2 separate regions of the Homo sapiens genome follow, and region 1 is linked to region 2. A link is a loop called in an ENCODE intact Hi-C map of the cell type or tissue named here. Cell type or tissue: endothelial cell of umbilical vein. All regions are shown on one strand. Links, peaks and the distances in the headings refer to the core of each region. The heading gives the core; the rest is flanking DNA.

The links. A loop is a pair of places that touch in the nucleus more often than their neighbours do. Peaks named below come from ENCODE experiments on the same cell type or tissue, not always from the same donor. Only the 100,000 strongest peaks of a DNase experiment are listed, where the experiment ranks them.
Region 1: it touches region 2 in a loop (10-fold over the local background); 3 of 110 quality-filtered maps call a loop at or near these places.

What each region holds. Positions count from the first base shown.
Region 1 is chrX:101,388,893-101,394,272 of GRCh38, reverse strand. It overlaps RPL36A-HNRNPH2 (RPL36A-HNRNPH2 readthrough), which reads right to left and starts at 3,262. Exons shown (of 4, transcript NM_001199974.2): 1 at 3,227-3,262; 2 at 2,709-2,814; 3 at 2,451-2,518. The coding sequence starts at 3,229. RPL36A (ribosomal protein L36a) reads right to left here and starts at 3,262. Exons shown (of 5, transcript NM_021029.6): 1 at 3,227-3,262; 2 at 2,709-2,814; 3 at 2,451-2,518. The coding sequence starts at 3,229. It also overlaps a transcript of BTK not described here. RefSeq lists enhancers at 3,566-3,725, 3,736-3,795. In endothelial cell of umbilical vein, for the core only: a CTCF peak has its summit at 3,368 (motif pointing left); a DNase peak (open chromatin) is centred at 3,302; H3K4me3 peaks cover 1,857 bases; H3K27ac peaks cover 1,280 bases.
Region 2 is chrX:100,640,841-100,646,220 of GRCh38, reverse strand. It overlaps SRPX2 (sushi repeat containing protein X-linked 2), which reads right to left and starts at 2,022. Exons shown (of 11, transcript NM_014467.3): 1 at 1,706-2,022; 2 at 1-28. In endothelial cell of umbilical vein, for the core only: no CTCF peak of the experiment used is centred there; a DNase peak (open chromatin) is centred at 2,170; H3K4me3 peaks cover 1,841 bases; H3K27ac peaks cover 3,360 bases.

The sequences.
Region 1 (5,380 bases), core at 274-5,273, 750 kb before region 2:
TCAGCTCCTTCTCCTGGGTTCAAACAATTCTCCTGCTTCAGCCTCCTGAGTAGCTGGGATAACAGGCGCCCACCACCACGCCCAGCTAATTTTTTCTTATTTTTACTAGAGATGGGGGTTTCATCATGTTGGACAGGCTGGTCTTGATCCCCTGACCTCAGGTGATACACCCGCCTTGGCCTCCCAAAGTGCTGGGATTACAGGCGCGAGCCACCACGCACGGCCTTGATTGCTCCTTTTACCTAAACAACAGAACTATTGTTTACAAGTTTTCTATTTACCAAAAAATTGCAAACATGCTACAGAGTTCTTATAAACCTTACCAGTTTCTCATCTTACATTAGTATGACTCATTAACAAACCAACACTGATGCCTTATTAACTCAAGTCCATACTTTTTTTTTATTTCCTTATGTTTTTCTAATGTCCTTTTTCTGTTCTAGGACCCCACGCAGGACACCACCTAACATTTAGTCATCATGTCTCTAGACTCCTTTGGCTGTGGCAATTTCTCAGACTTTTTTGATGACCTTGACAATTTCCGCACTACTGGTCAAGTATTTTGTAAAATGCCCCTCTTGGGATTTGTTATTTTTCTCATTAGATAGGGTTATGGATTTTTAGGTTTAAGTGTCATTTTCATCACACCTTATCAAGGGTATATATCAACATGACTCGTGACTGTTGATGTTAACCTTGATTACCTGGCTGAGGTAGTGCTTGTTAGGTTTCTCCACTGTAAAGTTTTATTGCATTTTTTCTTTGAGGTACAAACAATCCAATTACACTCTAAGTTATTTTAAAATATGTAACTAAGTTATTGACTTTAGTCACGCTGTCGTGCTATCAAATAGTTGGTCTAATTCATTCTTTTTTCTTTTTGTACCCATTAACCATCCCCACCTCCCGCCACCAGAAGTTCTCAGCTTCTGGTAACCATCCTTCTACTCTCTATATGACAAGTCCACTTGTTTTGATTTTTAGATCCCACAAACAAGAACATGTGATGCTTGTCTTTGTGTGCCTATTTCACTTAACATAACGATCTCCAGTTCCACCCATGTTGTTGTAAATGACTGGATCTCATTCTTTTTATGGCTGAATAGTACCACTGTGTATAGGTGCATTTTCTTTTTCCCTTTTTTTTTTTTTTTTTTTTGAGATGGAGTCTTGCTCTGTCGCCCAGGCTGGAGTACAGTGGCGTGATCTCGGCTCACTGCAGCCTCTGCCTCCCAGGTTCCAGCGATTCTCCTGCCTCAGCCTCCCGGGTGGCTGAGATTACAGGCCCACACCACAAGCCCGGCTAATTTTTGTATTTTTACTAGAGACGGGGTTTCACTATCTTGGCCAGGCTGGTCTCGAACTCCTGACCTCAGGTGATCCACCCGCCTCGGCTTTCCAAAGTGCTAGGCACAAGCCACCGTGCCTGGCCGCGTATAGGTACATTTTCTTTATCCATTCATCCCGATGGACACTAAGGTTGCTTCTAAATCTTAGCTATTATAAACAGTGCTACAACAAACATAGGAGTGCAGATATCTCTTTGATATACCGATTTTCTTCTGGGTATATACCCAGCAGTGGGATTGTTGGATCATATGGTAGCTCAACTTTTAAATACTCAATTTCCTAATAAGCTTGCCCCTTTAGCCAGAGTTCTGCTGCTGCTAGTTTGCAGTTCTTAATAGGCCAAAACCTAGTTAGAACCTCTGTCTTCTAAACAAGTTATCCGAATGTGAAAAGGTATAAAAAAAGCATTCTTTTTGCCACCCTGAGATCAAACCACTTACTGCATCCAAATGAGCACTAAAGTCATTCCTTAATACTTTCTGGAGCTAAACTGCACAAGAAGCAAAGTGCCAAAAGAAATGCTGTGTTGGAGAGAATGCTCCGTTCCAATCATCGTGCTAATTACTTTAAGAGTTAGCCAAATCACCTAAGGTTTGAGAGTAAACAGAAACTCGCTCAGCCTGAGAATACAGAATTCAGGAGGCTAGCAGAAAGGCCTAAATGGCTATTCTATAAGAGTTTTAAGACTTCACGAGAACAGGTAGTTGACTGCAGATTTCTGTGATGAGAAACAACAGAACAATTCTTAGTGCAACCAACAAGCGAGGATTCAGACATATTGACAGATAAGGAACAAGGCAAATGAAAGGATTTACCAGTGTACTCACACTTCAGTTCTTAGGAAAGCAGGGCACATTCCTCAATTTTTTGCCTCTTCAGAAGGGAAAGGATAAAAAATCGTAAACACTGAAATAGTGCAGTATTGTGGACTAGTCAGACATGAGTTGCATTCCCAGCTCCATCACCTACTAGATATATCAGTGCAGTGAAAACTTCGCTAAACTAACGCTATACCTATATCATGAAGTGTGTGGACTAGAGACAAGTGCATATCCTTACGGCAATTAACTGGGAAACGTCAAATAGTAACTACCACTCACCTTTTTCCGGAAAATCGGCTTAGTTTGCCCACCATAGCCACTCTGCTTCCTGTCATAACGCCGCTTTCCTGGGAAAACGAATTGGTATTTGTTATAAAATACTGAAGATCAGCAAGTAAGTCTTACAGGTTTTATCTTAATTTCGCAGCAGAAATATTAACGCTCAAGCCAGGCGTGGAGGGAGAGAGACCCGGACTCGTATGTTATTCTACAACACAAATGTCACATTAACACCAAATTATGCGGAATCCATCTTACCCTGGGCGTACAGAGAATCCTTGCCCTTCTTGTACTGTGTCACTTTATGGGGTTGGTGCTTGCCACACTTCTTACAGAAAGTCCGGCGGGTTTTAGGGACGTTAACCTAGTAAAGAAACAGTTCAGAACGTGCAATGTTATTTGACCACAATGGCACAACGCCCTACCTTACCCAGCTAAAGCTGAGGCACTCCAGGAGGACTCCTCATTACTTGCTACCTCTGACTACAGGGTGGGCCAGCCCCATGTGCTTCAAGCAGAGCTTCCTCCCTCCGTCGAGCCCCAAAGAGGGAAGAGACCTCATTAACTCCACCCCCGGCTAACTCTACCTCTTTGAACCCATCACTTCAATTCCTGGCCCCGTAGCCCGGTCCCTTTAGGGTTGATCCCGGCAAGATTGGGTTGCTCTGATATATCGAGTCCACACAGGAGCCTGGACCCATCCCGGCATAGCACGGGCGACGAAGGGGGGGAAAGATTAAGCTGGATGTTACTCGGCCCCCACCAGCAAGTCCTACCATGCTTGCGTGAGCGCTATCGGCGCGGAAAGAAAGAAACCGCGAGGCAAACGGAAGTATATAGGAGGTTCCCGATCGCACTTCCTCATGGGAGTCGGTAGGAGCAATCATAGAGTGTAAGGCTCAGCGCAGCGCCCTCGGGCGGCTGAGAGGACTCAGTTCGGAGCCGCGGGCGGGAGCTTAAGGAAGGACTCCGCCTAAAGGGTGGTCCACTCACCCCGACTTCCTCCCGCCCCGCAGCTTTCAACGTTTCGTCACTTTATCTCTTTTGGTGGACTCTGCTACGTAGTGGCGTTCAGTGAAGGGAGCAGTGTTTTTCCCAGATCCTCTGGCCTCCCCGTCCCCGAGGGAAGCCAGGACTAGGGTCGAATGAAGGGGTCCTCCACCTCCACGTTCCATTCCTGTTCCACCTCAAGGTCACTGGGAACACCTTTCGCAGCAAACTGCTAATTCAATGAAGACCTGGAGGGAGCCAATTGTTCCAGTTCATCTATCACATGGCCAGTTGGTCCATTCAACAAATGGTTATTGGATGCCCATTATGTGGCAGGCACTGTTCCGGGGGAGAGGTACAGTAATCTAATAGGCTTATAAATGTGCAATTATGAACTAAGTACTTTGAAGAAAAGGAACAATGATTGGCATTAAAGCAGCACCCTTCTGTTGAGGGAGTAAGTCAGCAGCTCTAGGTTCTGAAAAGTGACAATGAAATTGTTTGGCTCCTGTAATAGCAATCATCAAGCCTAGAAGTAGAAAGTACCTAGCGGCTCTTCCCTTCCTTGCAAACCTGGCAGAAGGCATATACTAGGTCTCAAGAGAGTCCAGCATAGAAAGACTTCAGGGTGCTAAACATTTTAAATAGATTGTGTCATACAATTCTCACAATAATTCTAGGAGACAGGTGGTACTATTATTCTCATTTTACAGATTAAGAAATTGAGGCTGTAGGATGTTAAACGATTTGCCCAATGTCAACGGTATTTAGTGAATCTAGGATACAAACCCAAGTAGACTGACTCTAGAGCCCGCGTTCCTTTAACATTATAAAATATTGCTGTTGTGGCCTGGTAATTATAATAGCTAAAAAAATTATGGCGCACTTACTATATGCCAGGCATTCTCCTAACCACCTTACATACTACCCCTTTTAATCCTGACAGCAACCCCAGGAGGTATATACCAGTATTAGTATTTAACAGGTGAGGAAACTGAGGCACAAGAGATGTTAAGTTTACTTACCTGAAGTCACACAGGTTGTTATTTTTTTGTGGAGCTGGAATTTGATCCTAGGTAGTCTAACACTATAGCCTTGCACTTAACCACTACATCATACAAAGGAAGCAGGGGCATCTGCAGTGTAGAGGATGGTGAGGAGACAGAATTGGGCTGAGACACAGGAGGAGGTGGCAGTGGAATAGGGGCTGAAGAACCGTGAGAGTCTGGGGTATCTTGCTTGCACAACCCTCCAGGAACACGCGTGGGACCTGAGCTGACACTCTGATCACCCCCTTTTTTGTTGGGTGGTCTCTGGGAATGAGATAATAAATATATTACCACTACCTGCTACATTTCCTGAAAATTTCTTTGCCAAACTTCCAGCATTTTCTTTTTCTTTCCAGATTCTTAAGCAATCTCACTGGCCTTTAGGGGTTTATGTTAGTAACATGGAAATATGAAGACCGTGAACATGGCCCCTCTTCATTTAATCAACCTTAGTTCTTTCTATCATATCTGGTGTTATGTGGCTTTGTGGGGGTTTTGCTTGTTTTTGTTTACTTAAAAATATTTAATTGACAAAAATTGTTTATATTCAAGGTGTACAACATGATGATTTGATATGTGTATACACTGTGTAATGATTACCACAGTCAAATTGATTAACACATCTATCATCCATCACCATCCATAGTTACCATGGGGGTGGTGAGGACACTTAAAATCTGCTCTCTTATCAAATTTCAATAATACAGTATTATTAACTATGGTCACTATATTGCACATTAGATCCCCAGAGCTTATACATCCTATAAGTGAAAGTTTGTACACCAATGCTGACACCGAGGTGGGAGGATCGCTTGAGCTGTTCTCTGTTTTGGACATGCTCCTGCTCATTAATTTCCCCTAAGACGAGGCACTCAGAACTGAATGCAGGAC
Region 2 (5,380 bases), core at 89-5,088:
AAAGTGAGGGGAAGCAGAAATATGGGATCTGTGAGGAAGAAGAGAGATTTTATAATTAATGAATGCCTTTTATATTATCTCCCTCATAAGGATCTTTCATGTTATAGAATAACAAGACTCTGTTTGTTATTTATGGTCCCTTTTCCTCCCAGGAGGAGGAGGATGTAAAACAACCAATCTTCATCTGACTCTGGTGGGATCAGATGCAAATGCTTCATGGTCCAAGTTATAGAGAGGGACATTGAAGTACTGAGACCAGGAAAAGGCCAACATGAAGTTACACAGAACCAGGAGGGAACCTGGTGACCTAAAGGCTGCCATTAGGTTTCATTCATTCAACTAACATTTCCTAGCCACTAATCTGGGAAAGCGTTAGCATATGTGGTCTAAGAATTTGAACACTGAAGTTACACAGGTCTGGATGTGAATCCAATTCTGTCACCTATTAGCTATAGGGTCTTGGACAAATTTTTTAACTTCTCTAAGCCTCGGTTTCCTCATCTATAAAATGGGAATAATAATACTGTCTACCTCATGAATTGATTATTGTCTGTCATATAGGGAAGTAATTTATATATTAGACAATATTATTACCAACTTTGTATTGGACAGGACTGAATGTTTCCCTTCTCTAGTGTCCCAGGCAGTAACTGGACTCTGGCTCTGTTCTTAGCTTTGGGTTTTAAGGCTTGGTGGTTTGGTAGTGGCTTCTGGCTTTCAAGTCCAGCCTAACCCTCTAGTTTTACCTTGCTGAGCCAGCAGGAAGTCAGCGAGGTAGAGGAGGACCTGCTGAGGTACATGAGGAGAGGGTGAACAAGCTCCAATTGCCCTCTCACTTCCTCCCCTGTCCTCACCCTAATGGGACGAGAGTTTTGTGGTTCCCAGCGGGCAAATACTTTGTAAATGACAGTATTAAAACTTGCTGCCCATTGGTATAAATTGGCCACTGGGCATTTCAGCAAGCACCCATTCACTCACGGGCTTTCAATGAAATGCCATGCTCAGGGGAGGAGTCAGTCCTAGAAATAGAGAAACAAAAATGTGGTAGATTCTGGCCAGAGTCCCTAAGGGACATGCAAAGCCCAAGAAAGGGAAAAGTGTATTTTTTAGTTCATTGCTACTTGGCTTCAGATTTTGTCTAGAAAGTGACAGGGAAGCAGGACGGAGAAAAAGTGAGAGTAAACGAAGGAGGCAAGGGAAGTAGAAAGATGTGGGAAGGAAGGAAAGAAAATCTGACAGAGCTGAAGGAAAGAGATAGATAAACGCAGAAAGAGGCAACAAAAGGAGCAGAAAGAGGAGATTAAAGAGAGGTCCAGGAAGTGAACATTAGATAACTAATCACTGACCCCTCTCCCACATCTAGCCTCCATCCAGTTCCTTCGTTCTGGAGCAGAGGCATTCCTTTTTCAGATCCCTGAACCTGTGACCTCGTACCTGCCCAGCTTCTCCCCAATCTCAGGCTTAATACTTGACTCACCAGAGTCAACCATCCCATCCCTCTGCTGTGGGCTGAGAAGTTGCTGGGAACATGTGTTTGCAGTCAGGTCACGGCACAAATGAAAAGCAGCATATGATCCAGCTTCATAAAAGAACTTCCCCCCGACCTCCACCCCCAGCCATGTTGCCCAAGTTCTGGGTCTCCTTATCCCCTTCACAATTGTGAATTGGGGTAGTGGAGTGTGGAGGGGTTAGTTGCAGATCTTACCTGTTTTATGGTATTTTGTGCCCTTTTTCTCTCTCCTCCTCTTTCTCCTTCCTCTCTGCTCCTCTCATCAATTGGAAAAAACCTTCTACTTTAACATTCCTAGAACGAGTGGCTCCTGGTCTGTCCCGGCCTCCGGGATTCTGTTAACACTGCCCAGATGTTACGACGTCCACATCTGCCAAAAGTTTCCTTAAAGCTATATTATCCCTGAAGCTATAGTTATTCCTCTCTCAGAGAAGGGTTTTAGAAAGATGGGGGAGAAGGAACACAGGGATTAGAGGAACTCAGTCCGTCTGCTGCAGAAGAGGGGGAAGTGTGAATGGCACTGGCTCCAAGCCTGTGAATATAGTGATGACTAACACAGAGGCTGGCTTAAGCGGCCTCCAGAGATGTGTTGCACTGAAGAACACTTCTTTTTATGACTCAGCATGACATAAGAATTGAATGAAAAGGAATTTCATAAACACTCACAAACACCAAAGAGAGGGGAAGACTGTAGCTGACTTTGACATTCCCTAAGATTTCTCCTGTAATTCCTTAGACTCCCAACTCTGAACTGTCTTGCAATCTATATGGTATCACGTCAGATACGCTTTGAAACCCTCATGCCAGTGACCTAACTTCTCTGGACTTCAGTTTCTGTTAAGATTATATTGTTTACAAAAAAAACACAAAAAACAAAAAACAAAAAACATGTACTTCTTGCCCGAAGGATCAAGACTGATTTCCCACACTAAGAATGGAGGGAAAGCATGCCTGGAGAGGCTTTACTGGGAGGCTGTTTGAGCAAATCTAGCTGCTTCCCAGTGGTCTCTGATGGAGGGCTACATTTCACTCAGCAAGATTTTTTCATTTTAGTATCTGATAATGAGACTATTCTGCCATAGCACAGAGCAGCTACTTACAATCTCCCTCCCCTCACGGTTGACATTTCCATCTCTTGGAAAATCAGTGGTTATAGAAGGAAGAATTTTAAGCTGTTGTAGAAAGGGTGTTTCTCCTGTGTATGCAAGCAAATTGGTAACCCCTTCTCAGTCATAAGGGGAAGAATTGTACTTATGAGAATACAAAGTTCAAAAGCAAGCCTGAGCCTGCTTCATTTCCAATTCACCTGTGACAAATATGTATTGAGTGTCTACCATTTGCTTAACAGTGTAATAGCTACGTAAAGAAGATGTGGCTGGGCGCGGCGACTCACGCCTATAATCCCAGTACTTTGGGAGGCCGAGGTGGGCAGATCACGAGGTCAGGAGTTCGAGATCGGCCTGGCCAACATGGTGAAACCCCGTTTCTACTAAATACAAAAAAAAATTAGCCGGGCGTGGTGGTGCACGCCTGTAATCCTAGCTACCCAGGAGGTTGAGGCAGGAGAATTGCTTGAACCCAGGAGGCAGAGGTTGCAGTGAGCTGAGATCACGCCACTGCACTCCAGCCTGGGCGAGGGAGTGAGACTCCGTCTCAGAAGAAAAAAAAGAAGAAGAAGAAGACGTGATCGTCATGGCCTTATTCATTCCATAAATTTATCAAGTATCTACCATGTCAAGAGTGGTGGATGTAGTGGTGAACAAGACAGACAAAATCCCAGGCATTGTAATCCATAATTAATTCAACAAATACTTGTTGAGCATCCATTATGTGCCACATATGGTTCTAGGTATTTGAGAAACATCAGTGAACAAAATGGACAAAAATCCCTGCCCTCATGGAACAGAGGAGACAGACATCAAACAAGCATGTTCTTAATTACAATTGTGTGTGTTTAGGGAATCTTTACTGGTCATCTACTATAAGCTAAGCACTGCAGATACAGTGGTGAGCAAGTAATGTGTGATTCTTGATCTTATGGAGCTTACTCTCCAGCTCCCAGAGTTTATGTTTAGTAGGGGAGAGAAGAGGGACACAATCAATTAGAAAACAATACAACTCCCTACCGTAATAGACTGCCAAAAGCTGTGTTACAGACTTTAAGGACGCTAGGAGGAAGTCAGAGGAGGGGGTCACCTGAGAAGAGGTGGGCCTTGGTCTAGCCTCAGGCAAAGGAAATGCCATCAACAAGAGTTCACCTTTAGGTCAGAGGAGGGAGAGGCTAACTGCTAAGAGGTTTCAGGGAAAGATAGAAAACAAAGCTGAATAAATAGGGTAGGGCCAGAAAATCAGATATAGGAGTTTATTTTAAACTCGTGTGTGAGAAAATAGTGAATATATTAAATGTGTGTGTCTGTGTGTTTGAGTATGTGAGAGTGTGTGTGTGTGTGTGTGTGTGTGAGAGAGAGAGAGAGAGAGAGAGAGAGAGAGGAATATGAGAGAGAGAGGGAACAAGCAAAGTAATACATTCTACCAGAGTTTTTTCTTTCTTAGACCCCCCTCACTGGCTCCCTCTTGGCATAGTGTACGGTCTGAGTTCCTTAGCATTGCATACCATGTTCTTCACAAGCAAACCCCACCTATGTCCTTAGCCTAGTTTTAAGCATTCACCCCATGCCTCCTCATTCTGGACACCCTCTGCCTCATGCTCTTCCTTGAGCTTCTTGTTCTTCCTTTCACACCCTGGAGCCTCTGCACAGACGTGTTCACTCTGCTCCATGGTCCCTTCCCTCCTTTCTTGGCTTGTTGGAACTCTACCCACCCTTGCTGCTAGGAACCTTCCCCCAGCCCATCCCAGCCCAAGATGGTTAACTTTGCCTTCCTTTTCTCTCACAGCACTTTGTACATATCTCAATTTTAGGACTTTTCACACTTATTGGCATTGTTCTTTACTTATCTCTGACTCCTACTAGACTATGAGTGCTTATAAGGGCAAGAACCTTATCCTAGTCTTCTTCATATCCCCAGCCATCCAACACAAAGCCTAGCACATGCCAGGGTGAAGATGCTGCGTAAGGCCTCAATCCCACTGAAAGCTGGAAGCAGTGGGACAGAAGGGTTCCAGAGAGAGGTTAAAGAAGAAAGTGAAGGGGGAGAATATGGAAATCATAGGGAGATCAAAGTAAGGGGATATGTCAGAAGAGAGAGACAGCATTCTTGCAAAGCATTGGGATTAATAATATAAAGAGCTCACCCAAAACAAGTGAGGTTAATTATAATAACCCCAATGTTTCTGCAGCACATACTCAGTGTGTAAAACACAACGTTAGATACTGTGAGGCTACAAAGTAAAATAAAACACCTCTCTTTATGGTTTGGTTGGGAGGATAAGACAAAGGTGGATAAGGAGACTGACAGCATCCAGGCATACTCAATTTCTTAAGTTTCTTAAAGTTCAGTACCATTTTCAACTTTAAGACTTTTAATATGAAGCCCCTCAGCAGTAAATAAGGTATTGTTTTACGAAATATTAGATATGGAAACTGACTTCCCTAGTTGAGATCTCAGGAAAGCTCAACAAGGCTAGACTAGAAACAACTTTCTTAGAAAATGGACATAGAATTGTCAATTTTAATACCATTTAAAAGTATTTATGGCTGGGCGCGGAGGCTCACGCCTGTAATCCCAGCACTTTGGGAGGCCGAGGCAGGCGAATCACAAGGTCAGGAGATCGAGACCATCCTGTCTAACACGGTGAAACCCCGTCTCTACTAAAAATACAAAAAATTAGCCGGGCGTGGTATCGGGCACCTGTAGTCCCAGCTACTCGGGAAGCTGAGACCAGAGAATGGCATGAACCCGGGAGGTGGA